2 separate regions of the Mus musculus genome follow, and region 1 is linked to region 2. The links are chromatin loops, found by intact Hi-C in ENCODE. Cell type or tissue: gastrocnemius. All regions are shown on one strand. Each heading gives the region's core, and the rest is flanking DNA. Links, peaks and the distances in the headings are about the cores only.

Region 1 (5,919 bases), core at 289-5,288, 110 kb after region 2:
GAAGGCCAAAAATTTCATCTCTACCATGATGAGGAACTTCTATGAGAAGTGTTTTGAGGTGGGCTTCCTTGAGGGCTGGGGTCTCCTCACTTATGCACACATCGGTATCTAAGTACCAGCTTCAGAATGGCCCCCCTTCGTTTGCTCATAGCTCTTCAGGTATTATTTTGCTGAGCTCAGCTGGGTGACTCTTCTGTCAGTTTTGCCTGGAGCTACCACACTGCCATAGGTATCTGCCTGCCTGACTAGGGATGGATGGACTGAGATGGCCCTACTCATTTGTAGTAGTCATGAACGTTTCAGTGTCCCAGTACATTTTAATGTCCCACTGGCCAAAGAAAGTGACATGCAGAACCTATAGTCAGTATAGAGGGGTCTTCATGGGGACACAGATCCAGAGAGAAGTCACTCTCCTCTGCCTGTGCCTGCCTGGCTGGAGGCCTCCCTTTGCATTAGTGTCTCCTTGTGTTCAGGGACATCAGAGTAGACAGGTGCTTTCTTCCTGTGCTTCTGGGGCAGAGGTGTCTATATTACAGTCCAATCACTCCCTCCACCCCCTCTGCTCTCCAGTGCAACTTTGCCCTGGTGCAGTATGGGGCCGTGATCCAGACTGAGTTTGATCTTCAAGAGAGCCGGGACATTAACGCCTCCCTTGCCAAAGTTCAGAGCATCGTTCAAGTGAAGGAAGTCACTAAGACCGCCTCAGCCATGCAGCATGTCCTGTGAGTCCAGTGCCTCGGAGAGGCTCTGTGTATAGAGGGATGGCTGGGTGGAACTGTGGGAGGAGGAAGTTAGGGTGCTGAGAAGGGCTGTGGGGATGACTCCCTGTCTTTCTGTAATTCCCTCAAGGGCTTCCTGCTGTTAGATGCTCAGGAGTGCCCAGGAGAAGGCTGCTGGGCTCAGATCCTAGCTGCTCTTGTATGATCTTGGACAAATTACTTAAATTTCTTCTTCTTCTTCTTCTTCTTCTTCTTCTTCTTCTTCTTCTTCTTCTTCTTCTTCTTCTTCTTCTTCTTTTTCTCCTCCCCCTCTCCTCCTCCTCCTCCTCCTCCTCTCCCTTCCTTTTTTTTTTTTTTCTTTTTCGAGACAGGGTTTCTCTGTATAGCCACTGGCTACCCTGGAACTCACTCTGTAGAACAGGTTGGCCTTGAACTCAGAAATCCACCTGCCCCTGCCTCCCAAGTGCTGGGATTAAAGGCATGCGCCACCACTGTGCTTTGCTTCTTCACTTCTAACATGAAGATAACACAAATTGTTGCTTCTTAGGATTTTGTGAGAATTAAATAGTTAAATTATGCACTATATTTATAATAGTGCCTGATGCATAAGGACCTGAAACTAGGCAAGGTGACACATATCCATAATGCCAGCACTCAGGAGGCTGGGAAGTTGTGCCTCAAACCCCAAAAGTGAATTTGAGGACAGATCTTCATAGCCAGTTTCGGGACAGCCAGGGCTACACGGAGAGACCCTGCCTCAAAAAACAAAAACAAAACCCAAAAACCAAAACAGACAAACAAAAGTCAAAACAAACAAACAAACAAAACCCCACAGAACAAACAAGCAAGAAACTCAGAAAATTCAATTTTTTATAGAAGTAAAATTAAAAATTAAATATTGACTGTTCTTTTAACCTAAAATTCCATACTGGGTACACATAAATGGGGCAGACATGGTGCTCTTACAATGTGGAGCAGATGAAGTGTAGCTGTGCAGCTTATGCCTTGCTGTGTGATGCAAATCCGCCCTCTTCCGGGGCAGGGGCTCCTTAACTTTAGCTGATCAGTGAATGAAAACTTACCCAGAGCCTTCCAGACAATTGTCCCCATTCTCTCTCCTGTTAAGAGACAATATCTTCATTCCAAGCCGTGGCTCCAGAAAAAAAGCATTGAAGGTCATGGTGGTACTTACTGATGGTGACATATTTGGGGACCCTCTCAATCTTACGACTGTCATCAACTCCCCAAAGATGCAGGGTGTTGTGCGCTTTGCCATTGGGGTAAGCACTAAGAGCTGGGAGGCAAACCTGACTCTGTATAGACTGGGTAAGGGAGCAGCCCAGTGGAGACTGTGTATCCTATCCAAACCCTCTCTACTCACAGTTACTCCTCTTCTCCTGGCCACCTGCTCTTACAGGCCTCCCTCCTTCTTGGGTCCTACAGAAGGCTCATCCTGAGGTGGGCATAGCTCACTGGCTGAACAGGATGGGGAGAGCCTGTACAAAGGTTCCTAGGGAGACCACTGAGATGAGTCCTGGTAGCTAACATGAACATCTGGCCTAATACACAGGGGAGAGTCATCGGGCTCTGTAGGTGGGGAGGGGATGCTGAGGAGATACAGGTGTGTCAGGAACACATTGCCAAAAGTGGAGCTTTATTGGGAGTGAAGGGCAATGAGCAAGAAAGGAAAGAGGGAGAGGAAGGAAGGAAGAAGGAAGGAAGGAAGGAAGGAAGGAGACGGTGATGGATCACTCACTGACTGGGGTCTTCATGCAGGTGGGTGATGCATTCAAGAATAACAACACTTACAGAGAACTGAAGCTGATTGCCTCAGACCCCAAAGAGGCCCACACTTTCAAGGTGACCAACTACTCAGCTCTGGATGGGCTGCTGAGCAAGCTGCAACAACACATCGTTCATATGGAAGGTGAGGGCTCCCACGGACCTTGTGAGAACGCCCCAGCGTTCAGCAGGACATCCTCCTCGAGACCACCTCCCAGAGACATAAGCTGTTAACCTCTAAAATGGCAATGGCACCCCCAGCCCTGCTCCCCTCCCTGACTCTATGAAGCTCTGCTGAGCCAGTGGTAGAAAAGCAATTAAGACTAGAACAGAATCCCAATAGGCACTTACAGAGGAGGAGACAGAGGCCCAGGCAGACAACGTGATCTGCCCAGGCTCAGCCACAGTACTTACTTAAGCACAACCCAGATCTCTGTTCTCAGCTCAGTGCACTGTTCCTCCAAATAGCATAGCCATCCCTCTGGGGGCCTGGCCCAGCCGGCCCCTCCTAGACGTGCCTTACCCTGCCAGTTGGCACAGCGTTTCACCAGCTTCCTTGGCTTCCAGGTACAGTTGGAGATGCCCTTCAATATCAACTCGCACAGACTGGTTTCAGTGCCCAGATCCTGGACAAGGTTTGTGGCCCACTCAGCACCGGCAGGTTCCCCAAGATGTGCCACTGGGGGCTGGGGGGCTCCTGCTTCATAGTTTCCCTGTGGGAGGAGCCTAGCTTCCCCAGTCTGGACCACCGAGATAGACAAGAGAATAGTGATTTATTATAGGAGGTCACCTTGTGTGCTTAAAGGATTGGGACATTCTTTTAGCTGTATGGACTGAGATTCGGCTTTGGTCGAAGTGTGTCAGGAGAGCCGGGCGGTGGTGGTGCACGCCTTTAATCCCAGCACTCGGGAAGCAGAGGCAGGCAGATTTCTGAGTTCGAGGCCAGCCTGGTCTACAGAGTGAGTTCCAGGACAGCCAGGGCTACACAGAGAAACCCTGTCTCAAAAAAAGAAACAAAACAAAACAAAACAAAACAAAACAAAACAAAACAAAACAAAACAAAACAACGAAGTGTGTCAGGAAAACAAGTGGTTTGATAAAGCTGAAGCTTTGTCCAGTGTGTGGGAGAAGAGGAAGCAGAGGAGGAAGAAGGAGGGGAACAATAGACAGAGCACCCACTAACTGGGGCCTCTGTGCAGGTGAGAGATGCCATCTGCGCATGCACACGCACACACACACACACACACACACACACACACACACACACCACACCACACACACCACACATACTAACAAGCGCCCCCCCCCCCATAGGTTCATGCTGCAGGATACAGTACCTTCACACAGCACAGGGGACAAAGGGGGAGGTTAAGAGTACCATCTTACTCGACCATATGTTCAAAAATGCTCAAAATCTGGGTCCCAGGGTACCTTCTGGAGCTTGGGTTACTCACCGGACTCATGAGAATGGAGCAGAAAACCCAGTATTTGCCAACCCGTCTTCCTTCCTGGCCGCTGAAGACCCTCTTTGTCCAGGAAGTTTTGCTTCTCTGGCCCCTGGGTCCCTCCCACTCACTTGGTGCCCTCTCGGTCCTCTGCAGGGGCAGGTGTTGCTTGGCACTGTGGGGGCCTTTAACTGGTCTGGGGGTGCGCTGCTCTACAGCACACAGAATGGCCGGGGCTGCTTCCTAAACCAGACAGCCAAGGAGGACTCCAGGACTGTACAGTACAGCTACCTAGGTAAGGGCAGGGTGGATGCAGGTGGGACGAGGGTGGGGCCTGGAGGTGGCAAAGAGAAAGGAGCTCTAGGACAGTAGGAGGGTGGGGCGAAGGTGGGGCCTGGATGGGGAAAGTGGAGCCTGGAGGGCAATGAAACCTAGTCAATGGATACGGGAGGGTAGGGCCTGAAGGCTAAGAAGGAGCAAGCCTGTCTTCTGGGTCAGGGGCTAGAAGACAGGCTTGGAAGCTAACCCAGGGACAGGCTGGTGTGCATATTAGGATTCCTAATGGAGACAAGTTATGGCTCACACACCATCAGGCTATCAGACCTTAGCTAGGGACCCTGATATTGAGAATTAGAGATGCAGACAGGGTGGCCTTGGACTCTGAGTAAGAGGAACCAGGGCATCTCTGTTAATAACAGTCATGGGTGCCAGGCAGTGGTGGCACACGCCTTTAATCCCAGCACTTGGGAGGCAGAGGCAGGCAGATTTCTGAGTTTGAGGCCAGCCTGGTCTACAAAGTGAGTTCCAGGACAGCCAGGGCTATACAGAAAAACCCTGTATTGAAAAACAGAAAAACAAAACAACAACAACAAACAATAACAGTCGTGGGTACCCCTCCCCACCCTTCTCCCCAGTCTTCACATACAGAGCTGGTGTGCTGAAGGGGTGCAGTGTACCATGCATGTATGGGGGCACACATGCCACTGTCAGTGCAGAACTGACTTTAGTGGGAACATGTGACTGGGAAAATGGAGTTGAAGGGAAAGACTGGAGGTGGGGAGCAATTGTGTGCATTCACACCACTCTGGCCCCAGGTTACTCCCTTGCGGTGCTACACAAGGCCCACGGCGTCTCTTACGTGGCAGGGGCTCCAAGGCACAAGCTCCGTGGGGCTGTGTTTGAGCTCCGGAAGGAGGACAGAGAGGAGGATGCCTTTGTGCGACGGATAGAAGGAGAGCAGGTACCTCCTGGAGATGTCACCTTTCTACCACCTGAGGTCCTGGAGAGAGGGATGGGACACCCTGAGCAAGGCTCAGGTCTGGGTGTAAATTCAGTGGTTCTCGTGTCTGCTCAGTGGGCTCCCTCTGTAGAGACTCAGCTATTCACCCCTAGTCCCCTGTGACCCCAGAGATCAGACTGATCCGGAACAACCCCAGCTTGGTGCTCCAGGAAGAGCACAAGCAACGGCTGTAGCTGAGGGGAGGGTGGAAGGGGGTCTCGCTATGCTCAGGAGTGCTGAGTTCTTTCTGGGTTGTAGATGGGGTCCTACTTTGGCTCTGTGCTGTGCCCTGTGGATATCGACATGGATGGGACCACAGATTTTCTACTGGTGGCTGCTCCATTTTACCACATCCGTGGAGAAGAAGGCAGAGTCTATGTGTACCAGGTGCCTGAGCAGGTAAGAGTGTTCAGCCTCAAGAGCTTGCTGAGGCTATGCCTGCTTAGGTAGCAGAGGTTGGGTGAACGTGGGCCCTATATCTGCTTGGTGGGAGTGGAAGTGTTCATGGGTGTTCAGCGTGAATGGTGGGTATATGGCTGTCCTCTGTTTCTTACCTGGGTGATTGATGGTAGTAGCATCTGCCACAGTTGCCCCGTAGATGGAACACTTGCTCTGGTCTCACTGTTTCTCACAGCAACTGTGACAGTGGCTCTCACTGTCACATTACAGATGAAGAGGATGGGATTCAGTGAGC
Region 2 (5,919 bases), core at 431-5,430:
TCCCCAGGACACATAAACGTAGGTGGATTTGCATCCCTGTGTGCAGGTAGAGGCAGGAGTTCAAGGTCATCTTCAGCTACACAGAGAGTTTAAGGCCAAGCAGGGATGTTTGAAACTTTGTTTCAAATGGTCCAAACAACAAAGTCAACTTCCTCTTCAAAAAAAAAAATTAGCTTATTGCTTTTACATTAAGCCTCCTCCAAGTTCTCAGGACAGAGACAGAATGAAGTTAGGTTCTTTGCCAGCGTATAACAGAAATGACCCAGATGGCCTAGTTCCCAAATGAGCTTGTATTTCCCTGTGAGACCTCATGATCTTGGTCCCCACGGGCTGTATTTCTCTTAGCATTCTTATCCTCTATATTCTCACCAGAATGGCCTATTAAGCTCTGATTACAGCATCCAAGGGCTTCTGTAGCCCACAGCTCCTTCCACAGACCAGTTTCAAAGGCCTAAGCTGTACATGGTCAGCCGTATCTAAGCAATGGCCCCATTCCTCAGTATTCAGATCTGCACTGGGAAAGGTCCTCTATAGGAACAACACTGACAGAATGTATGTGTGGCATAGAAGAGGAGTCACTAGATGGACTTACACAATAGATAGGGGCCAGGTAGTTTAACTACAGCTCTCTGCATGCTGGAGGGGGCAGAAAGCCTGGTAGCAGATCAGTCCATGAAGCTGGATATCTCAGGAGTCCCAATATGGTACCGGAGGCCTGGAAGATTCCTAAAGAGTCACTAATTCTCGGCTCACATTGGAAGACCAAAGAAGGTAGGGCCCGATGTCAGCAGAGGATGTCAGTTGCAGCAATAGCACACACTCTAGGAGGAAGTGAAGGCAGACAGGCCACACTGCTTTTTCTCTGACTTCTTTACCTCTGGGCCTGTTGGAAGGTATTGCTCACTCTGAGTTAACTTGCCCTCTCGGTTAATCCTCTGTGTGCAGGCCCTGAGGTGAGTCTGCTTGGTGATTCCAGATGCAGTCAAGCTGAGGACACCAGCACAAAGCACCCAGAGATGGACACAGGCGTCTGTATAGACTTCTTGAGGGCAGGTTCTTGGGTTTTGCTCACTTCTGTGGTTTTAGTGTCAAGAACAGTGCTTGGCCCAGAAGATGGGCTTGGTACCTACATGTTTGTTGAATGACTAGCTAGATGTGTGGGGCTGAGTTGCAGGGCAGAAAGAGCACAGAAGTGGGGGTAGTTCTTGAGGCAAGTGTACCCTCAGCTGTTCACTCAGAGCTCTGCCCTGGGCTGAGAATGGAGGCCCCGGGAACAGGGAGAATCTGATGAGAGAGTTTCATTTTCATGTGTCTATGGCACACCAGCTACTTTGCTAATTTACTTGAAGAGAACTCATAGAACCCTCCCCAGGCAATTACCAAGATGTTTTCATCTTTGTGGGCCCGGCGTGAGCATACAGTCTTGTTAAGGATTTGCCAAGTGGGATTTCCTTCGAGGCAGGGCAGCCTCTATTTTACTGAGAAGGTTGGGGGCTCAGAGAGGTTTAGCCTCTAGCCTGAAGTCGTACATCTGGCGTGTCTAATACATGGGCCACTTCACTGTGTGTCTTCTTCCCAAGGACCTTTTGAGAAGGGATCCCCAGGAGAGCTGGAGAGATTGGCAAGGGTCATTGCTGGAGGGGGGGGGGGCTTCTGAAGACAGCAGTGTCTTTCTTTGACCTCAGACCTCTTTGATGGCCTTTTCAGAGTGGTAGCCATAAGGCCAGGCCAAGGCATGGCTTTGGAGGAGATGGCTCAGTTGTTAAGAGTGTGTACTGCTCCTGCAGAGGATCTGAGTTTAGTTCCCAGCGGCAGCTTACACTCACCTGTAATTCTGACTTCACAGGGGTCAATGCCTTGTCTTAGTCTTCATGGTTTATCTACAGTTAAGTGTACACACACACACACACACACACACACACACACACACACAGGAGTTAAATATAAACTCTTTTTAAAAGACATAGCTTTGGAATGACAGGCCTGTTGCTGGCATGCCAAAGCTATTATTATCAGAACTGAGGTCACAAATGCCAGATTTGACATTTCCTTTTGACCCCTGAGACCAGCAGGCAGACACAGCCCAGAAACTATGTAATTGGTCCTAACCCATAGCTGGGGTAAGAAAGGAAGGAGCCCCCTGGAAGACACACGCACACCAGTGCTATGCAGCCCTGGCTGAGGGCCTCCAGCCTGTGTCTGCTCCTGTCTGACCTTGGACTTTCGGGAATGGGGCATCCTCAAACTTCAGATTCTCCACCCATTGTTTAATGTGTTGGTACTGGGCAAAGAGAGAAACTGGGCTTCTGAGGATGGAGATATGAAGGGGAAATTAGTGGCTTCTCTAGGAGGGCTTTAGAATGTGTAGCAACCCCTTCCTCCACAGCAGCCTCTTTAAGCTGGGGTGCAGAGCAGAGGCCTGACTGCAGAAAGGGACCTTGGGAGAGAGGAACCTTTCTTCCTGAGAGGTTGCTCCCAGCAGGGCAGCCTGGCAGGCAGACTCATCAGTACCTAAACCTTTGTTGGGATTCACCTGTTGCTATTTAGGGCCTGCAGAGGGCAGCAGTGACCACACTTAGGCCTCTAGACAGGAGAGGATTAAAGTAGCAAGACAGAGAGAGGTCCAACTGCTTCCCTGGAGCCCAGGACAGAGACGTGACAGTGATTCTGGGACTAGGGCTTGGAGAATCCTGTTCCCAGAGTCGATGGCTCTGAGCTCTTTGTCTAGATAAGGTAATGTGTGGAGGGAGCAGAGTATACAATCTACACTGCTACAGTCTCTTCCTGCAGAGGGCTATGGGTACAGGTTCCAGCAGGCAACACACCCTAAAGCTACACAGTCTCTTCTAAAGGAAGAGGTCATCCTCAGATAGAAGTGAGATACAAAATTCCCAGTGTAATCAACAGAAAGGAAACCGAAGCTAGTTCAGACAATGGAAGAGACTTCATTGGCTCATGTTGTAGGATAGTCCAGAAACTGGGTTTTCCCCCAAGGGCTCCAGCAACATGGTTAGGAGTCTGGTCCTCTCCGTCTTCTGGTTCCATCCTCAGGTTCGTGTTTGGAGGTGGAGAAAATGGCTGCGGGTAGTGTGGGTCTCCCAGGTACCCTGATTAGCCATCCATACAGAGGAAGTAAATCATTGTAAATTTTTCCTAGTAAATTTCAGGGAGAGAGAGAGAGAGAGAGAGAGAGAGAGAGAGAGAGAGAGAGAGAGAGAGAGAGAGAGAGAGAGATCTGGCTTTGCTACTGACACTCCTCTAATGGCAGACTCATTATTTCCGCCAGAGGGTGGGACATTGATTGGCAAGCCTTGGCTATGTGCCATCCCTGAGCGCAAGGTCAGTCCCACTGAACCTCCTTGAGTAAATGTGAAACACTCATACAACAATTTGGGGAACGGGGCTTGATTCTGCAAGGTGGGGGTTATGGTCTCTAGCCCCACTCCCTGGCTTTACCACACACACACACACACACACACACACACACACACACTGTTCTCTCCTTCCCTTTCTAAATAGTAATGACAACCCACAGCCTTTGCTAGTGCCAGCTAGCATCCTAAGCAACTTCTCTGCATTAATTCACGTAACAGACTAGTACTAGTGTTATTCCAGTTTTATAAATGAGGAAGATGTAGAAGCTACTCCAAACTTCACTGCACTGAGGAGCAGCGCCAGGAGGCAAAGCCCGGGCAGTCCTCATACTTTGCTTGGAGGTTGTGTGGAAAGAAAGAGTGTTGAGAAGGAGGACTGGGATCAAGAGCTGGCCAGCTAGCCCTGGCAAACAACTCTTGGAGAAGGATTAGGAGGGACAGTCAGTCAGTAGCTGCATGGTTTGGTCTCCTCCTTGGTGGAGATGGAGTAGTGGGAACTTAGGCACGGGCCAGCAGGGGGCAGCAGGCAAGGCTGTCTTGGCTCCAGCCTGGGAAACTACTTGCGAACCAAAGAAATTCAGAAAGTATCTGAGGTGGACAAGAGGATGCAAGAAAAGACAGAAACCTTCCCAGCCACTTGCGTCGTTGGATGTTTTGTCTAACAGTGCACAGACCCTAACTCCCTTGTTTCCCCTGGTGTTCCCACTCAACAGGTGGGTGTTTGTCTATGAAAAAGGATACCAGACCTCAAGTGGCCTTATCAGCAGTGTGTCAGTGAAACTCAAGGGCTTGGCTGTGACCCAGCTCCAGGGCCTGGGACCCCAGGTCTGGGACGTGGCTGACTATGTCTTCCCAGCACATGTAAGCGGCACCATCCTTCCTCCCATAAGCCCTGGCTTAAGGCTCTTTGAGGGACCAGTCCAGCTTCCTGCTCTCTGGGCCTCAGTCTGCCTTACTGTGCGACTCCACCATGATACCATGGGATGCGGTGTCTGCTGGGTGTTAGGTGGGCTCCAGCGCCCTTCGGGGGTAGTGTCTTACCAATTCTCTCTATCACCCCTCTGCCCTTCACTTCCAGGGGGACAGCTCCTTTGTAGTTATGACCAATTTCATCATGACCCCTCAGCAGGCTCAAGGACATTGTGCAGAGGTGAGGACCCCACCCTTCTGGACCCACAGGGGAGATAACTTAATGGAATCCCTTTGGTCCTTGGTGGTAATGTGGGATGAGTTTTCTGATTGTGGTTATGATGTAATGTTTGACAGAGAGTCATATAAAATAACCCTCAGACACTGATGGTGCTGTTGCGGGGCACTGGGCTTCTCTATCCCAACCTCCACTTCCCTGCCAGTGGACACTGGGACTTGTGAGCTGGGCAGAGATGTAGGACAAATGTGGGAGAAGGAGGCTGTGAGCAGGGGTCTCCTATGGGATATGAGATTTTGCTCCATGTCTACACTGTGGTCCTGGGGGTAGGAGAGGGTCCTCCTTAGGACCACACCACAGGGTCTGGGGCCAGCAGCTCTCCCATCCCCCAGAACCCAGAAGGTGGCATATGCCAAGATGACAGTGGCTGCACTCCAGGAAAAGCAGAAAGGAAAGCCCAAGGTAAGAGCAGCCCCTTCCTGTCACCTCCACAGCCACCTTGCTTGTGTCTGCCTCTCTCTCTGTACCCCACCCCCCACCCAGCTGCTCTCCACTGAGAGAGTCTATGCCACTCTCATCCTGCCTGTCACCTACCCTGAGATGGAAGCCCAGAACGGGGTGGGAACTCAGGGGTTCCTGGCTCCCTACAGGTATTCGCACAGGCAACTGTGTGCCCTTCAATGGCACTGTGAAGACGTGTGAGATCTTTGGCTGGTGTCCTGTAGAGGTGGATGACAAGATCCCAAGGTAACTGATGTCTTCTCCTTCAAGGGAGCTAGAGACAGGGCTCAGGCCCACAGACCTGGCAAGAATGAGTTCCTTATGCTTCTGATCCCACCCCTCAGCCTATCCATGTGGCCCAAGAGTCTTCCTGGTCTAGGAGCCTGTAAGCCCCTGTCCCATCTGTAGCATGGCCACTCCAGCCCCACCACATGTCCTCTGCAGGAGGAACCCTGCGCTCCCTGCTCCCTGCTCCCTCTCCCTGCATAGCTGTTCAGGGCATACAAACACTCTTGGGGAAGGGCATTGATTGAGTGCTGTCTCCCCCAGCCCTGCTCTTCTTCATGAGGCTGAGAACTTCACCCTCTTCATCAAAAACAGCATCAGCTTTCCACGCTTCAAGGTCAACAGGTTTGTGGGAAAGGAGGGCAGAGATGCAGGTGGCTTGACACAGCTGCAGCCGCTCTCAGCGCGCTGTCTCCCTCCCTCCCTCCCGGCTGCTTGGCTGCTTCACTGCTTGCATCCTGGAGGCAGCTTGCTGGCCTGCCTCCTGGAGAGCAGACTTCTCTGGAGGAGAGATACTCTAAAGAGTTCTTGAGGGATCTTAGTGCCAAGTGAAGTGAGCCCCCTCTCAGCTAACTGGCACATGGCTGCTACCCATGCCCGCCACACAGGCGC

The links. A loop is a pair of places that touch in the nucleus more often than their neighbours do. Peaks named below come from ENCODE experiments on the same cell type or tissue, not always from the same donor. Only the 100,000 strongest peaks of a DNase experiment are listed, where the experiment ranks them.
Region 1: a loop joins it to region 2, with 2.5 times the contacts of the local background. A loop is called at or near these places in 13 of 42 quality-filtered maps.

Annotation. Positions count from the first base shown.
Region 1 is chr11:73,113,012-73,118,930 of GRCm38, forward strand. It overlaps Itgae (integrin alpha E, epithelial-associated), which reads left to right. Exons shown (of 31, transcript NM_008399.3): 7 at 1-58; 8 at 571-722; 9 at 1,846-1,999; 10 at 2,496-2,646; 11 at 3,069-3,136; 12 at 4,103-4,241; 13 at 5,041-5,186; 14 at 5,484-5,624. Among named protein-coding and RNA genes, the nearest start is that of Haspin, 22 kb to the right of the region's middle. In gastrocnemius, for the core only: no CTCF peak of the experiment used is centred there; a DNase peak (open chromatin) is centred at 3,045.
Region 2 is chr11:73,004,015-73,009,933 of GRCm38, forward strand. It overlaps P2rx1 (purinergic receptor P2X, ligand-gated ion channel, 1), which reads left to right. Exons shown (of 12, transcript NM_008771.3): 2 at 4,088-4,235; 3 at 4,453-4,524; 4 at 4,914-4,983; 5 at 5,172-5,268; 6 at 5,572-5,652; 7 at 5,916-5,919. Among named protein-coding and RNA genes, the nearest start is that of P2rx1, 7.8 kb to the left of the region's middle. In gastrocnemius, for the core only: CTCF peaks have their summits at 2,549 (motif pointing right) and 3,883 (motif pointing right); DNase peaks (open chromatin) are centred at 2,556, 3,335, 3,896, 4,171 and 1 more place.